Regions from separate parts of the Homo sapiens genome. Here region 2 is linked to region 1. A link is an interaction called in ENCODE POLR2A ChIA-PET data of the cell type or tissue named here. Cell type or tissue: MCF 10A. All regions are shown on one strand.

What was found. ChIA-PET counts read pairs that join two places held together with the same protein. Peaks named below come from ENCODE experiments on the same cell type or tissue, not always from the same donor. Only the 100,000 strongest peaks of a DNase experiment are listed, where the experiment ranks them.
Region 2: POLR2A ChIA-PET joins it to region 1 with 5 read pairs; 3 of 35 experiments call an interaction of 5 or more read pairs at or near these places.

The regions. Positions count from the first base shown.
Region 1 is chr9:33,319,195-33,321,694 of GRCh38, forward strand. The region is part of intron 9 of NFX1 (nuclear transcription factor, X-box binding 1); the gene reads left to right. Among named protein-coding and RNA genes, the nearest start is that of NFX1, 30 kb to the left of the region's middle. In MCF 10A, no CTCF peak of the experiment used is centred here; DNase peaks (open chromatin) are centred at 1,477 and 1,907.
Region 2 is chr9:33,251,947-33,254,446 of GRCh38, forward strand. It overlaps BAG1 (BAG cochaperone 1), which reads right to left. Exons shown (of 7, transcript NM_004323.6): 7 at 525-2,500. Among named protein-coding and RNA genes, the nearest start is that of BAG1, 12 kb to the right of the region's middle. In MCF 10A, no CTCF peak of the experiment used is centred here; no DNase peak of the experiment used is centred here.

The DNA.
Region 1 (2,500 bases):
AGCAATGTAGAAGTAAGTGCTAGTTACAATATCAGAGGTTTCTAAATATTATGATCATATTTATGTAGGTACGTTTTCTTTCCTCCTCAACATATACTTGTGAAAACCCATACATTTGCCCAAATGATCTCTCTGATTCAGGTATTTTATTGTTAACTCTGGACAACTGTGGTGAGTTACTGTTCCATAGGGGTTATGATTTCTCTTAGGAGCCTGTACTGTAATGAACACTATATGTATTTATACCAATCCAGGGTTCAGCAAGTGTTGAAAACCCTTTTCACATAATAGGAACATGCTAAAATAATTGTGGGTGAGACAGAGTCTGGTTTGGAGACAGAGTCTCGCTCTGTCGCCCCAGCTCGAGTGCAGTGGTAGGATCTCAGCTCACTGCAGCCTCTGACTCCTGGGCTCAAATGATTCTTGTGTCTCAGCCTCCCAAGTAGCTGGGACTACAGGCGCACACCACCACGCCCGGCTAATTTTTGTATTTTTAATAGAGACGGGGTTTCACCATGTTGACCAGGCTGGTCTCGAACTCCTGGCACCAAGTGATCCACCCGCCTTGGGTTCCCAAAGTGCTGGGATTACAGGTGTAAGCCACTGTACCTGGCCAAAGAACTAAAATTGTAAGTACAATAGAACCTCAGCCATTTAGATCATTCAAGGAATGTCAGCCTCTGTAGCTAAGTTTCCCATCTAGCTGAGGATACGAGGATAGCACCTATTGAACATCATTTTGGATGAATATTTTTCTTTTCTTTTCTTTTCTTTTTTTTTTTTTTGAGACAGAGTCTCGCTCTGTTGCCCAGGCTAGAGTGCAGTGGCGTGATTTTGGCTCACTGCAACCTCTACCTCCTGGGTTCAAGCAATTCTCCTGCCTTGGCCTCCCGAGTAGCTGGGATTACAGGCACCTGCAATCATGCCCAGCTAATTTTTTTTTGTATTTTTGTAGAGACGGGGTTTCACCATGTTGGCCAAGCTGGTCTTGAACTCCTGACCTTGGGTGATCTGCCCGCCTTGGCCTCCCAAAGTGCTGGGATTATAGGTGTGAGCCACCATGCCCGGCTGGATGAATATTTTTCTAAAATTTACATTTCATGTTTAAACAGAGTTTACTGAAGGTGTTGTAATTTTTCTCTCATTGACCCAGAGTCATCATTTTTATGAACTCCAGTTACTGTATTACACTGAATGCAGTGGTGCCCTTGGCCTGCTGAGGTTTCTCAGACTGATGCCCCATACCAATGAGCAGTTTGAATTGTTGTATCTGCTTGTTGAAGCTTTTTGTTGTTTATATTCTTATCAGTGCTTTTAGTATGCTTGCCTGTCTACTTTTAGTAATTCCCCCTTTCTTCTGATTTGTGGCTTCTGATTACTTGAATATAGAAACCAGAAAAAGCTCATTGGAATTAGATACAAAGTAATACTATACTGAGCCTATCTGACTCAGTCTTTTGGGAATGTATGTCTGCAGTTTTGCAATGACTTGGCAACTTCTCTCCTGAGTGGGTGTTGAAAGGCCATGCATTTAGAAAAAAATGGAAAGTAGGCAACTGAGATTGAATAGGAAAATTATTTCTAAAACTAACCATGTATCTTGTGAGGTAAAGCTAGAATCTTTAGGTTTGGTTTCCATTTCATCAAAAGGAGAGAGTTCACATTTCTTTCAAGTGCCAGCGTGAATCAGTGGGAACACCCTACTTAATCCTTTTTCTCAATCTGACCTTAAAATTGTGTATAGAGGAGAAGTGCTGTCTTCTTGTATTTTAATATACATTCCAGCTGCATTAGGAAAGCCAGTCATCTGTTGGTTCTCTGCTTGCCATGAAAATGTGTTTATGATATGGAGATCAAATGACTAGTAAATCAAATCCCCTTTCGGAAAGCACATGAGTCAGTTTTATAAGAATTTCACATATAATGACCAGAAATCCTACCCTGGCACTCATGTATCCTGTTGGTGATGAGAGAAGAAGGAAATGTGAAATGGGTAATGCAAAGGGACTTGAGCAAGAGAAGGGTAGTAACTGGCAGTAACAGACCTTGGGATGGGACAAGACCAGGTTAAGGGATAAGAGGGTACCTGCTATACCTCAGCAGGTATCATGGAAAACCTTTAAGGAAATAGGCTGAGTTGACTGAGAAGCTCAGAGACAAGCGTGTGGCTAGCGATAACAATGACTGTCAGGTTTGTTCAGACCTAGCTTATCTATAGAAAGCTCGCTTAGGTCTTTTGTATCTCACTCAGTAGGAAATTTCCATCCCAGAGACACAGCTTCAGTATAAGAGACTGGATAGAGTTCTACTTTAAAGATGGTAGCATGAAGAGCTCCCATAGATCTGCTTCCCAGTAAAGCAAACAAAGCTAGGGAAAACTATAAAAAAGCAACCATCAAGGCTGGGCATGGTGGCTCATACCTATAATCTCAGCACTTTGGGAGGCCAAGGTGGGAGAACTGCTTGAGTCCAGGACTTTGAGACCAGCCTGGGCAACATG
Region 2 (2,500 bases), 67 kb before region 1:
GGGAGAAGAAGGGGTGCTCTCTCCCCTTCTCACGGGAGAAGAAGGGGTGCTCTCTCCCCTTCTCACGGGAGAAGAAGGGGTGCTCTCTCCCCTTCTCACGGGAGAAGAAGGGGTGCTCTCTCCCCTTCTCACGGGAGAAGAAGGGGTGCTCTCTCCCCTTCTCACGGGAGAAGAAGGGGTGCTCTCTCCCCTTCTCACGGGAGAAGAAGGGGTGCTCTCTCCCCTTCTCACGGGAGAAGAAGGGGTGCTCTCTCCCCTTCTCACGGGAGAAGAAGGGGTGCTCTCTCCCCTTCTCACGGGAGAAGAGTTTCACAGGCAGAAACCCCTTGGGTGAGCAGATCTGCGTGGGTGGGGCCTGTGCAATCACCTATCACATCTGCCCAGCAGTCCATGCATTAGGGCCTCTTTTCTCAACCCTTAAGACAATAAAGGCTGTTAAGGCTGTAAATTCCAATGCTGACGGAGATTCTGAGGCCAAATGCAGCTATAGAAGTTTCACTATTGATGTGTGCATTCAACATTCATTTGTTCTCCAAATATTTATTGAGGTCTTACTATATACAAGACTATATAACAAGTTATGCTTGTTATATATGTTATATATGTTATGTTATATATATATATGTTATATATGTAATATAACTATATTACAAGTTATGCTTGAAATAATGCTGTTACCAAGATAAAGAAGCTCCTTCACCCAAGGAACCCTGGTGTTAAAGGCAAAGATTAACCAAATAATCCCACAAGTAAACTATCATGGACTATGTAAATGCTGTGAAAGAAATGTATGGGAAGTCGAGAGAGGATCCCACCTGGGGGCTGGACAGGGTCTCAACACAGTAGGTGAGGGTTCTCCATGCAAGAGACATGTGAGTTGAATTCTGAAGGATGAACAAAAGTCACCTATACAAGGGTAGGGTTGGAGGAAGGAAGGTGAGGAGCTGTTCAAGCAGAGGTAGTAGCAGGAGCAAAGACCCCCAGGCAGGAGAGGGTGCAGTGCATCTGAGGACCTGAAAGAAGAGTGGCTGACAGCAGACAGCCAACAAATGAGGGGGTTGAGATGAGATGGGAGAAGGCATGGGGTAAAGACTTTTGCCTAAAGAGAAAGTGAGCCATTGGAGGGTTCTAAGCAGGGGACTGACATGGCAAGATTTGCACTTCATGATCACTCGGGCTGCTCTAAAGAAAATGAACTAGAGCAGAGAGGAAGTGGGAGCTAGAGGGAGAGGCAGAGGACAAGAGGAAAAAAATCAGAGAATGGGCCTGTGCAACCCTGTGTTGGTTGAGAGGCAGTACAGTAGAGGGGAAAAGCACTGGCTCTGAAACCAAACCACCCAGCTTTGTGTCTTGGCTTTGCCGCTTACTCTACAACCTTGCGCTAATGACCTAAGTTCTCTTGGTTTCCTCATCTCTAAAATAAGGATATCTGTCTACCTCTCAAGTTATGTAAGAATTAAATGACTAATATATATGAATAGTTTAGAATGGTGTTCGGCAGTTTGGTGCACAGTAACTTCTCATTAAATGTTGTGGCCCACGCCACACAGCTATCACACAAAAATAGATCAATAGTGAACCACTCTGATTAAAGTTGGGGTGCGGTGGGCTGGGACCCGAGCCTTGTCCACAAGTCTACCTCTACTACCTTGTCTGAGGTCTTAACCTGCCCAGTCCTGAATTCCTGGGACTTCAACGACTCTCTCTCTGCCAAATGATGTGAGTCTTTAGGTAGAGTTATAGCGCAAAGGGCTACTATCAATGTTATTAAGCATAAATTATGACTAGAGCCACAGAATGATTTCCTCATTAATCCAAAAAAAAAAAAAAAAGCAAACCACTCTTCTACTTTATGATGAGCACATAAACAGTTTTTTTTTCTTTTTATTTATCTACTTTTACTTACTTAAATTTTAGAGATGGGGTCTTGCTATGTTGCCCAGACTAGACTCAAACTCCTGGGCTCAAGTGATCCTCTAGCCTCAGCCTCCCAAGTAGCTGGGACTACAGGAAGGAGCTACTGCACCTGACTCAATTTTTTTTTTTTCTGAGATGGAGTCTCACTCTGTGACCCAGGCTGGAGTGCAGGGGCGTAATCTCGGCTCACAGCAACCTCTACCTCCCAGGTTCAAATGATTCTTGTGCCTCAGCCTCCCCAGTAGCTGGGATTATAGGCACATGCCACTACGCCAAGCTAATTTTTTTTTTTTTTTTTTTTAAAGCAGAATGGGGTTTTGCTATGTTGCCTGGGCTGGTCTCAAACTCCTGGCCTCAAGTGATCCGCCCGCCTCAGCCTCCCAAAGTGCTGGGATTATAGGCATGAGCTGCTGCGCCAGGCCTTAATTTTTTAAAAACAATGATGGGGTGGGGGTGGGGGACAGTCCACAAAATGGATAGAACAGCTGTGAAGGAAACATAGAACTCAGAAGGATATGGTTAACAAAAATGCCTTTGAAGGAAGCACATGTCACTCCTGAGAAGTTTATGGTTGGCTTCACCA